Regions from separate parts of the Homo sapiens genome. Here region 2 is linked to region 1. Evidence: read pairs that join two places in POLR2A ChIA-PET (ENCODE). Cell type or tissue: PC-9. All regions are shown on one strand. Links, peaks and the distances in the headings refer to the core of each region. The heading gives the core; the rest is flanking DNA.

Region 1 (6,390 bases), core at 624-5,623:
TTGGCCACCCCTTCCTGGTTTCGGTACCACCCCCAGGGCCATGTGAGTGGGAGAAGAAATATGGTCCTTGCCAGGCAGTGGCTACAGGCAGCATGGGCAGGATGGGACACTTTGCCTCCTGGCCTCACTTTATTCCCTCTGCTAAGCCTCTGCTGCAAGGAGGAGTACGATCTGGAGAAGTGAAAAAAAGGACAAAAAGAGCTCCCAAGAAACACATAAACTTGGACACAGGTAGAACTGGGTTTGCCTTTTGGCTTTTCCACCTACTTGCTGTGTGACTTTGGGCTACTTACCAAACCTCTCTGAGCCGCAACCTCCTCATGTTACAATGAAACACGAGATAATACTGATCCCTTAATGTTGTTGCTATACTTAAACAAGAAAATGTCAGTCAAGGGCTGAACAGAGTGCCTGACACCTTATAAGTACTTAAGAAATGAAACCTGAACTTCATCTTTTACTATTTCCAACCCTCACCCAGGCTTGACTCTGATCCCTGTGCTAATTACCGCCAGCATGGATGGTTTTCTTTCCCAGAGCTGTGCCTTTTGCTCAGTAGGTTTCTATCTAAAGAGCTCCATCAATCCTTTCGGTCTTTCCTTATCTCCTGCAAACTTTGAGGGCAGCTTTAGGCCCTCTTTGACTGCAAGCCCTGGGTGATCTCTCTCCCTCTCCTCTGAACAGCACCAGCATTTGATGTCCAACCACTCATTAACATTTACTGCCTTGTATTGGTATTTAATGTTGAGGTGCATGTGTTGACTTGCCAGCCGTACAGCATACTCTGCAACGGTGTGGATCATGGCTTTTCCACCTTTACATCTCCTCAGCCCTTAACTCAATGCTATGTTCAGAACTCAATGAATACTTGCTGAACAAGTAAACCAAATCCAATTATTCAGAACCCCCCTAGCTAATTTATTTTTCAGAATCCTTTTTGAACCTGTGTGTCTATTGCCTTTTTATGTTCCTCAGAGTTCAAAGCACCTTGATGATGTCGCCTTCCTGTAATATCATGAGGTGCTCAGTTAACTTTGCACAGCAACAAACCTAGTTCAGCCAGCACAGATTGCTTTGCTGGCCTTGGTCAGTCATTGGGCACACAGGGAAAAGGTGAGGGAGGACCCAACTTAGAAGAAATCCATTCCTCCAACCAAGAAAACAATTAACAAAATATTTTGAGTGGTAAGTCGATATCACTATTTGAAATTTGGGAGTACATTTTATTTGTCTTTTGAAAGAGGTGAGAGGTGAAGCCAGCTGGACTTTCTGGGTCAAGTGAGGACTTGGAGAACTTTTCTGTCTACCTAAAGGATTGTAAATGCACCAATAAGCACTCTGTAAAAATGCACCAATCAGCGCTCTGTGTCTAGCTAAAGAATTGTAAACGCACCAATCAGCACTCTGTAAAATGGACCAATCAGCACCCTGTAAAGTGGACCAATCAGCAGGATGTGGGTGGGGACAAATAATGGAATAAAAGCTGGCCCCCCCCAGCCAGCAGTGGCAACCTGCTTGGGTCCCCTTCTGAGAGGTGACAGTGTGCTGGCAGCCCTCGCTTACTCTCGGCTCCTCCTTGGCCTCGGTGCCCACTCTGGCCATGCTTGAGGAGCCCTTCAGCCCTGCGCTGCACTATTGGAGCTCCTCTCTGGGCTGGCCGAGGTCGGAGGCGGCTCCCTCTGTTTGCAGGGAGGTGTGGAGGGAGAGGCACGGGCGGGAACCGAGGCTGCGCGCGGCACTCATGGGCGAGTTCCAGGTGGGCATGGGCTCAGTGGCCCTGCACTCGGAGCGGCTGGCCGGTGCCACCGGCCCCAGGTGGTGAGGGGCTTAGCACCTGGGCCAGTAGCTGTGGAGGGTGCGCTGGGTTCCCCAGCAGTGCCGGCCCACTGGCGTTGTACTTGAATTCTTGCTGGGCCTCAGCTGCCTCCTTGTGGGGCAGGGCTCGGGACCTGCAGCCTGCCATACCCAAGCCTCCCCCCACCACTGTGGGCTCCTGCACGGCCCAAGCCTGCCCAACAAGCACCACCCCCTGCTCCGCAGCACCTGGTCGCATCAACCGCCCAAGGGCTGAGGAGTGCGGGCGCATGGCACAGGACTGGCAGGCTCCGCCTGCGGCCCTGGTGCAGGATCCACTAGGTGAAGCCAGCTGGGCTCCTGAGTCTAGTGGGGACTTGGAGAACCTTTATGTCTAGCAAAGGGCTTGTAGATACACCAATCAGCACTTTGTGTCTAGCTCAAGGTTTGTAAATGCAGCAATCAGCACTCTGTATCTAGCCAATCTGGTGGGGACTTGGAGAACCTTTATGTGTAGCTAAGGGATTGTAAATACACCAATCAGCACTCTGTGTCTAGCTCAAGATTTGTAAATGAACCAATCAGCACTCTGTGTCTAGCTCAAGGTTTGTGAATGCACCAATCAGCACTCTGTATCTGGCTAATCTGGTGAGGACTTGGAGAACCTTTATGTCTAGCTAAGGGATTGTAAATACACCAATCAGTACTCTGTGTCTAACTCAAGGTTTGTAAACGCACCAATCAGCTCTCTGTAAAACAGACCAATCAGTTCTCTGTAAAATGGACCAATCAGCAGGATGTGGGTGGGGCCAGATAAGGGAATAAAAGCAGGTTGCTCCAGCCAGCAGTGGCAACAGGCTCGGGTCCCCTTCCACACTGTGGAAGCTTTGTTCTTTCACTCTTTGTGATAAATCTTGCTGCTGCTCACTCTTTGCATCTGCACTGCCTTTATGAGCTGTAACACTCACTGTGAAGGTCTGCAGCTTCACTCCTGAAGCCAGAAAGACCACAAACCCACCAGAAGGAAGAAACTCCAAACATGTCGGAACATCAGAAGGAACAAACTTCGGACACGTCACCTTTAAGAACTGTAACACTCACCGTGAGATTCCATGGCTTCATTCTTGAAGTCAGTGAGACCAAGAACCCACCAATTCCGGACACACTTCCATGGTGTGGAAGTTTTGTTCTTTCACTGTTCATAATTAAATCTTGCTGCTGCTCAGTCTTTGGGTCCACGCTACCTGTATGAGCTGTAAAACTCACCGCGAGGCTTTGCAACTTCATTCCTGAAGTCAGCGAGACCATGAACCCACCAGGGAGGAACAAACAACTCCGGATGCACCACCTTTAAGAGCTGTAACACTCACCATGAGGTCCTTGGCTTCATTCCTGAAGTCAGCGAGACCAAGAACCCACCAGAAGGAACCAACTCTGGACACAGAGGAGCATTGTAATGGTGACCTAACACTATCATTTTGCGGATGAGAATGCGTTTAATTTGTCTTTTTAAACAGCTATGTTGGACTTATTTTATATGCATGTGCTTAATTTGCATGCTGCCCCCCAGGCGATGCAATACCTCGAAGAAATGAACAGAACAGCAGTAAGCACTGATCTGGTAAACTCTACAGGGTGCTTCCTTAGGAAAGGAAGTACTGCCTTCCTCCAAGCAGGCTACGAAGGTCTAGAACTGTGAAGTCACCCTAGCTATATAGTGGGTTGAGAAATACTACAAAAGGAAATTCTAGCACTTTCATTATTGCTTTTCAGTAGGTAAATTAAGATTCACTTGGGAATGCTTATAAAAAACATGCATCTCCTGGTTTCTAATCTCACCCCATCCTCTGTGATTTGGTGAGTCTGACCAAAGCCACCAGCTATTTTGATGCAGGAGGTGGTGCACTGACTATTCTTTGAGAAACACTGCTTTGGAAGAAGGAGATGTGCCATGCCATTCTCAGAGTAGCCATCATCCCTTTCCCTCTTACAATCTTTTACTTTAGATGTGGCAACAGTAAAGTCATAATGAATTCATGATCTGTGTTCCGGGGTAGACAGAGCAATAACTTCAGTGTCATTTTGGAGTAGAGATCCTCTGATCCTGGAGAAGTGGGTGGCTGGTTCTGCTAAGAGAGCTTGCATTAAAGGGTAGGTCAAAATTTTGCTTGTTTTTTTTTTTTTTTTTTTTTTTTTCGGGGAATGGGACGGGCCCTGGAAGGGTTCCCAGACTGTGGAAGAGAGGAGAAGCACATTGGCCACCAGCTGTTCTGGAAGAGTGACTCATCCGCCTATGTGGCATCAACAGAGGGTGGTGGAATCACTCCCTTGACCATGGGGGGCGATGGGGAGGTGGTGGGTGTGGTTAGAGAGTGCAGAGCACTGTGAGGAGTGGTGCATTCCAGAGGGGAACCAGACCCCCTGCAAGGGTGCCAATCTGTGCCCTCAGTCTCCTTGGCAGCTGATGAAGGAGGGAGAGGGAGGGGGCAAAGGAACAACTTCATCAAGACCACAGAGGCACTATTTAGTCATTGGTACTAAAAGTCTTGTGTCCGCTATCCTTGGACTCACCCTTGCCTCCTTTTCCTCACCTCTAAACCCAGTTGCTAAATCTGGTCAATTCTACCACTTCGATGTCTAGTAGCTATTCCCTTTGTCTCTCTTCCCTTTCCCCCATGACCTATCATGTACCTTCCCCTATCTCCATATTCCCACCACAATGACTTGAGCTCAAGGCCCTATCATTTTTCGTTTGGACCTAGTAGGCACTTCACTTTCATTGTTCTGCTGCTTATCTTCCTCTGTCCACTGCGTCCTTCATCCAGCCACCAATGCGTTCTCTCCAAAATTCAAATCTAAGCATATGATTATCTTAAAATCCACAGCTTGCCATGACTCTGTGGTTCTTAAACCCTAGTGTGCATCAGAATCACCTAGAGGGCTTCTTAAATCCCAGAATACCAGGCCTCATCTAGAATGCTCTTCCCTCTTCCACAGTTCCCTCTTTCTCCTGCTGAATTCCTCAGTCAAGCCTTCTCTATTTCATCCACCTCCACCTCCACCATCATCATCACCATTATCATCACCAACACATATTGAGTGATTACTGGCTCCATCCCACCGAATCCTCAAAAAAAAAAAAAAAAACCATGGCAATAGGGAACATGATTCTCCCTATAGCATATAGATAATAAAACTGGGGCTCAGCTAGGTCTAGAAACTTGCCCAGAGTCACATAGCTAGTAAATGGTGGAGCCAGGATTCAATCCTGGCAGGCTGACTCCAGTATTGAGGCTCCTAGCCCCTGAACCTACTGCCTCATCCAAGCAGAGCCTTCCTTCCTCAAAACACTCCTCCCTGTCATTTACATATGGAAACACACATACCCTAGAATGTGATGTCTCCCTTACCAGAGTGAGTTATTCAAGGGTGGGTCTTTCTTTCTTTCTTTCTTTTTGAGAATCTGGCTCTGTCGCCCAGGCTGGAGTGCAGTGGCATGATCTCAGCTCACTGCCACCTCCATCTCATGGGTTCAACCGATTCTCATGCCTCAGCCTCTGGAGTAACTGGGATTACAGGTGTGCGCCACCATACCCGGCTAATTTTTGTATTTTTGTAGAGACAGGGTTTCGGCTTGTTGGCCAGGCTGGTCTCAAACTCCTGATCTCAAGTGATGCTCCCCCACCTGCCCGCCACGGCCTCCCAAAGTGTTGGGATTACAGGCGTAAGCCACAATGCCCAGCCTCAAGGGCGGGTCTTTATCTTTATTTCCTATGCCTAGCACCTAGAGGGTACTAATCAATGTTAATTGTTAATTACTTGTGCTAGAGTGTTTGCAAATAAAAGGTAAATTTTCTGATGGGTTCTTGGGCCATACGAAGTGAGAACTGTACCAGAAGATTGTAAGTTCCTTATATAGATATCATTTTATATTGCAGATACATAGATACCTCTATGATGATATATACCAATGATACACAGGTATCATCTTATATTAGGGGAAATCCCGTGAGGGGTGGCGATCCAAAGATTATTGCCATCTCTCTTAGTGGGTCCACATCTTATCCATTTCCATCTCAGCTACTCTGAATACTTCTCTAACTTATTCAGAGTGAAGGGAGTTTTTACCCCAGAGCAGAATGAAAGCAGAGATGCCTAAATGGTAGTTTTACAGGAAGCTTTGGTTAACGTCTTTTCTACTGGTCTAGAAAAATACCCTAGGAAGTCACCATTTTAAACAAACAAACAAAAAAAATCACAGGAACAGGTGCATTAGAATACAAATCTCATGTGTATTTGGAACCAAGACCAACGTTTTCTGTACATAACCACCATCAAAAAAAGAATATCAGTTGTCTTCTATATCCAAATCCAAAGTGCAGGCAAACATCAGCTTTTGGTTCTTCTCTGTTTTCCTTTGAATGACACTATTGCCAGCCAGCCCTCGGGGTTCTCCACTGCTGCAGTTTTGAAACTTTTCTTTCCCAGGTTAAGAAACTAAAGTTGTAATGGAGAAAGAAATGGGAGAAAGCTACATCCCAGAGCAGAGGTGACCTGCCAGCACTCTAAAGTTATTCTAGACCTAGTACAGGCTCA
Region 2 (6,390 bases), core at 424-5,423, 470 kb before region 1:
GTGGACAACCCAGTCTCTTTTCTTAACTCATAGATGGCTGTCTTTTCTCTGTCTCTTCACATCGTCTTCCCTCTATGCCTGTCTGTCTCTGTGTCCAAAATTCTTTTTTTTTTTTAATAAGGACACCAATTACATTGGATTAGGGCCCACTCTAATGACCTCATTTTAACTAAGTACATCTCCCAACAACCTTATTTCCAAGGAAGGGGTAATTCTGAGGTTCTGGGGTTCAGGACTTCAACATATGAATTTTCGGAGACACAATTCAACTTGTTACACCCTGTAAATCCGAAAAAGAATTCCCTGAAAGGAACCTAAAGTCACTTAGAGTTTATTTAATAAACTCAAAATTTTTAGACGTTAGATCAGTCCTATACATAAATAGCTGATCTCATAAGTGGTTTTAAGGATGCTGGCGGGAGGTTGAAATTGTATTGGTGGAGTCTCCTGCCAAAGAATTCAAAGTTGGAAGATGAAGAATTCAGGCCAAAGTATGATAAATATCAATGAAAATAAGAGAGATTTCACAGATAAATGAGAGGAAGTATTACAGAATGGGTAAATATGCAAGCCCTTAATCAAGTCTGGGTTTCAATTCTAGCTCCGTCATGTATTTGCAGATGATCTTGGACAAGTTACTTAAACTTTCTAAGCATAGATTTCATTATTTGTAAAATATAGTCTTAGAGTAGCTAGCCAAGACCTTTAGATTTCCAAGTATAAATTAAAAGACTGGTCAAATATGTCTCCCAAACTACAGTTTTCACATAGCGAGCTTTCCAAGTGGTACTGTTGAAGCCCTTTCCCTAGGACCTAGGTCAGAGGGAGCACACCCCACCCATCCTTCTTGAGGGTAAATGAAACTCATAATATACCAAAACCTCTCTCCAAAATGCTCTTCTAATGTATAACTCCTCTCAGTCTCTCCAATCCCCTTTATTGGCTAGAGATGGGTAGTTAGCAAAGGTCACAAAACCAGTTATCTAGTCTCACACCTCACTCGGGGGACCTCCACCAAAATTGAGACTAACCTAGTTCCATTTTATCAGCCTGCTATACTAGCGAGACTGCAGTGGGATGGGCATTTCATATGGCAATAATAGGAGGGCAAAGTAATTTGGAGATATATATATATATATATATATAATTTGAAAATACTCATGCTCTTTGATCTGTCAGTTCCACTTTTAGGAATTTATCCTAAGGAAATAAGTTGAAATGTGAACAAATATTTATTTATAAGTATGTTAACTGTGAGGTTATTAGCAGCCATGGAAAATTGGAGACATTCCAAATTTCTAACAATGGGGGAATGTGTTTAATGACATATTGTACAACCATTTAATATAATGTATAGGATTAAGATGGTAATTTTTATGTTATGTCTTTTTCACTACAATTTTTAAAAAAATGTATAGGGCCTGGTGTGGTGGCACAGTTTCTGTAATCCCAGCAACTCAGGAGACTGAGGCAGGAGGATCGCTTGAGCCCAGGCATTCGAGGCTGCAGTGAGCTATGCTTATATTACAATATAAATAAAAAGCATAGGATACAAAAGTATATGTACACTATGATTTCAACTAGGTTAAAATATGCATAGAAAATGGTCTAGATGAAATATGAAAAAATTATCACTGCTTGCCTACAACTGGTGTTTGTTTTTGTTTTTATACTTTTCTGTACTTGAAAAATTTACAACAAACAAATAAGGAAATGGGGCTTAGGAGACCAAAAATAGGTCTCTCCAGTGGAACAATAGAGAATAAATAAAGGTTATAAAGCTGGGCTTTGTAAACCGGCATGCTGGGATTAAATCCTGGCTCAATTTCTCTGTAGAAGAGAAAAGAGAGGGCACAAATCCTCTGTCCATAGATGAATTCCTTCACCCTTCCTAGCCTCCTTTTTCTCATCTATAAAATGGGCATAATACTGGTACCTCTCTCATATGGTTGTTTTAGAAATCGGTGGTACAATGTGTGTAACTGACTTATCTCAGGGTCATGGCTATTCACTCTAGAGGTGGCAGACACAGTGGGGAAGAGAAGCATCTCGGACCTCCACCTGAATTTTGCTTCTTCCACCTTCTTCTAGTGACTTTGGGTGGTTATGTACTCCTTCTCTGCTTTATTACTGTGGAGACGTAAAATGAGAGTAATGGAAATACCTGTCTCATACTATTGTTACGAGGATTAAGTGAGTTAATACATATAATGTCTATAGAACAGTTCCTGGCATTAAGCAAAAGCTCAATAAATGTTAGAGTTATTATTATGTCATTATCATCATTCTTCTTGTCCTTATTATACCAACAAATATGGAACTGGAGCTGAAGTGCTGATCATGTTTCATCTAGATTATCCTGGGCTTTCTAAGATGAAATAAAATCAGAAAAGAGACAAAAGTTACAGAAAAACTGGGAACAGCTCCATGTTAAACAAGCGAATGAACAAATGAGGCAAACAAAACAACTAAAAATGGCAAATGGGGAAATAAGAAATTGGGAAGTAAACTGTTAGCAAATATCATAGATAAAATTCATGTATATCAAGAACTAATAGAATAAAATAGAAAAGCACTAAGATCTCCATTGATATGTGGGCAATAAGCATGGTCAGCCCAAAACAGGATCCAGTTAGAAAATGAATTTATGAAAAATTTCAACCTCATTAATGCAGCCCAAGTGTCCCCAAGATTTCTCATTTTTTGGGTTACCACTTCCTTTTCATTTTAAGTAAAATGACTCAAGTCCCCAACCCCTGTGTTTACAGGAAAACAGTTCCTCCTGAGGATTTCAGAGAAGAGCTGGACTTCCTGGCTGACTCTCACATTCTCTTCTTCTGAACTGCTTCTTCTGGTAGCTCCCTGTCACTTTGGACAAGCTCGCACTGCCCTCCTTGGCTGTTCTGGAACTGTGTGATGGACTTCATCCTACTAGGACACAGTTGCTTCTTGAATTCCCCAGATAAACACCCACCCGTGTGAATGACAAGCCATAATAAAAATTAATTGTCAAAATTAATCAACAAGGTCCCAAACAAGATTGAGAGCCAGGGGACAGAAGTGCCACCGGTAATTATATAGTCACAGGCAGACCTATGAGGATGTTCATCTTTCCTCTAAGACAACTTGAAGTTACAGACGTTTCTTAGAACTTAAAAAGTTTGATAGCCCCTTACCCAAAGAAATAGAAGCATTGGAAAATATGTTAAAGAAATTTCTATGAAATTAGAACAAAATGACTTATTTTGCAAGAGAAAAAATAAGTAAAAGCCTAACTCTGAGAAGTCCACATCCATCTAATAGGTGTTCCAGAATCAGAAAAAGAGATGAGGTGAAGACATTATCAAAAAAAATAATAATAATAAGACGGAGAAATCCCACTGAAGGACATGAATCTCCTAAAAGTACCCAGCAAAACGAACAGTTCAAAGACCCAAACCAAGGCACTTTCTCTTGAAATTTTAGACCATCAGGAACAACAATAGTAAAAGCTTCCAGAGAGAGAGAAAGAAAAAAGAAACCAGGTTACATACAAAGAATCAGAAATCAGAATAACCATGCATCTCTCAGTACAATGCTAGAAGCTAGAACTTACAGAACAATACCTTCAAAATTGTATAGAAAAATCATTTGCAACATATAACTTTATATCCAGCCAAACAGTCAATCAAATATGAGGCATGACATGTAAGTTCTCCCTCCAAATTAACCATCAATGCATTCTTTCGGGAAACTACTGGATGATGAATTCCACTATAACAGATAAAAACCAAGAAAGGAGATGCTGTGCATCCCAAGAAACGAGAGATCTAATACAGCAGAGAGGAGCAACAGCTTTCCAGGATAGCAACAACTCAAAGTCAGAGGATGTCAGCTCTGCAGAAATCCAATGCATGCTGGAGCAAAATGACAGACAGTAATTTGAGAGAGGTGATTGTTTATTTGATAGATTTCATTATATTACATTTTTTGACTTGAGAGCTATTTGGGAATGTGAGGAAAATTATCATAGAAGCATTGAAAACTAACAAAATAAAATACAAGGCAATTATTAACTACAAGAAAACCAAAAAGCATAATCATAGACTGTAATCATAGTGTATAATGTAGCTTTTAGTGAGGCCCAACATTACATAGATCATAATAATGTAAACACTGAACATCAATTTAACCAAAAGTAAGAGTTCATATATAAATCTCTGCCAAAATATTGCTCTTTTAAAAAGTAAACCATTGAGGCCTGATGCAGTGGCTCATGCCTGTATTCCCAGCACTTTGGGAGGCCGAGGCAGGTGGATCACCCGAGGTCAAGAGTTCAAGACCAACCTGGGTAACATGGTGAAACCCCGGCTCTACTAAAAATACAAAAATTAGCCGGGCATGGTTGTGCGTGCCTGTAATCTCAGCTACTTGGGAGGCTGAAACATGAGAATCACTTGAACCTGGAAGGCGATCACATCGTTGCACTCTAGCCTGAGCGGCAGAGCTAGACTCCAGCTCAACAAAAAAAAAAGAAAAGAAAAAGAAAAAAAAAGTAAACCATTGAGTTAGATAAATGCTTTCTTTTTAAATCAGATATAAATGATACCAGCTGCTGTAGTGTGCTGGTAAATGTTTAACAACAGATTCGCAGAAAAACAAAATGCTTTGACAAATTATTAACATTTTCTTCATTACTTTTGTAAGTCTAGAAAATTAACAAAACAATAACTAAAGTCCTAATTTATAGTGTTTGCCAATTTTATGGTGTAAATACTCCTACCATGGTTGATTTCAAGGTACCAACATGACATCGCTGAAGGTGGAGTTGGAAAGAAAAGTGCAGTATACCATTCATTGTAAAGTGTTTCCACCATAACAGATACAGTAGACAAAAATAACTCCCAGAACATAATGATGGTAAATATACAGTCAAATAATTAGGAAGTGATGAGTTCTGAGTATTTACTACTTTTGTTTTAAATATAGCTTTATTTATTTATTTATTTATTTTAGAGATAGAGTCTTGCTGTGCCACTTGTGCTGGAGTGCAGTGGCACAATCATAGCTCACTGTAACATCAAACTCCTCAGCTCCAGAGATCCTCTTGCCTCAGCCTCCCGAGTAGCTAGGAATATGGGCATGCCACTACACCTGGCTCATTTAAAAATTTTTTTGTAGAGACGGGGTCTTGCTATGTTGCCCAGGCTGGCCTTGAACTCCTGGCTTCAAAGGATCCTCCTGCCTTGGCCTCCCAAAGTACTGGGATTACACACGAGTCACTGCACTTGGCCCTAAATATAGTTTATTTAAATGCAGGTATATATGATTTCATTTTTAATAATGATTATTTTTAACAACTGGCTCACAAAATTCTTGAAAATTAAAAATTGGCTCTTATGAGCTGGTATAAGCTGGCTCTAGCAGAGCCCTGGACGTATTGAAATATATCTTAGTAAGCATGATTCAGTGTATAATTGTTCATATTCAGTGCAAGCAACAATGGCATGTGGCTTGGATGCAAACAAGGAAATCCAGGGGAATTCCTCAAGCTGACATGTCTTTTTGGATATTTGTTATATGATTAAGTCTTGGAATTCTGCCTAAGAGCAATGCTAAGCAACTAATTAATAAAGTTATAATAATACCTAGACCAGGATGAGAAATCCAGGCTTTCCTCTTTTTGTCTGTACTCTTTTCTCTTTACCGCTCCCTTGTTTAGCCTTGTATTTTATTTTCTCCCTTCCTTTTCTCTCCATTTCTCTCTTGTTCTTTGCCTTCCATCCTAATTTTCTCTATTTGTGTTTCCCTTGTTCTTTCTCTTTTTTGCTTTTCCCTTTTGATCCTCTCCTCCCAGTGCTTTTCTCTTCCATTTCTCTCTTTCCTCTTTAATTTTTCTTTCATATTTATTTGTCCTCCTTTTCTTCCCCATGTCACTTCTAATAGATACACATATTCCTTCTCTGCCCCTAAAGCCTTTGGGATAATTTCTGAGGACGTGGGTTCTAAGTGATGGCTCTTACAACAGGACCATTCCCAGAGTGAGCAGGGTCAGTTGAGAGGGGAAGTGGGAGCGGGAGTCAGGGGTAGCACATGGGAAAATGAGAGATGAGAAATGTCAATATTTGGTATCATTAGGGAAAGTTTCGTGGGTGCATTAGAGTTCAAGTTTGTTGGCTCATTGTAGGACTGTCATTTATTAACCTAAGGCTCTAGTCCTGTTTGTGTAATATGGTAGCCACTAGCCGTATGTGGCTATGGAATGCTTGAAAAGTGACAAACCTGAATTGAAATGTGCTGTAAGTGTAAAACACACACCAAATTTCAAAGACATTATATAAAAAAAGAATGTCAAATATCTTGCTAGTAATTTTTTATATTGAGTACTTGCGAAATAATATTTTAATGTGG

Evidence for each region. Peaks named below come from ENCODE experiments on the same cell type or tissue, not always from the same donor. Only the 100,000 strongest peaks of a DNase experiment are listed, where the experiment ranks them.
Region 2: POLR2A ChIA-PET joins it to region 1 with 16 read pairs; 3 of 35 experiments call an interaction of 5 or more read pairs at or near these places.

What each region holds. Positions count from the first base shown.
Region 1 is chr4:38,320,603-38,326,992 of GRCh38, reverse strand. No RefSeq gene overlaps it. Among named protein-coding and RNA genes, the nearest start is that of LINC02513, 43 kb to the left of the region's middle. In PC-9, for the core only: no CTCF peak of the experiment used is centred there; a DNase peak (open chromatin) is centred at 3,742.
Region 2 is chr4:38,787,610-38,793,999 of GRCh38, reverse strand. It overlaps a transcript of TLR1 not described here. Among named protein-coding and RNA genes, the nearest start is that of TLR10, 7.8 kb to the right of the region's middle. RefSeq lists a cis regulatory region at 5,946 and an enhancer at 5,862-6,031. In PC-9, for the core only: no CTCF peak of the experiment used is centred there; no DNase peak of the experiment used is centred there.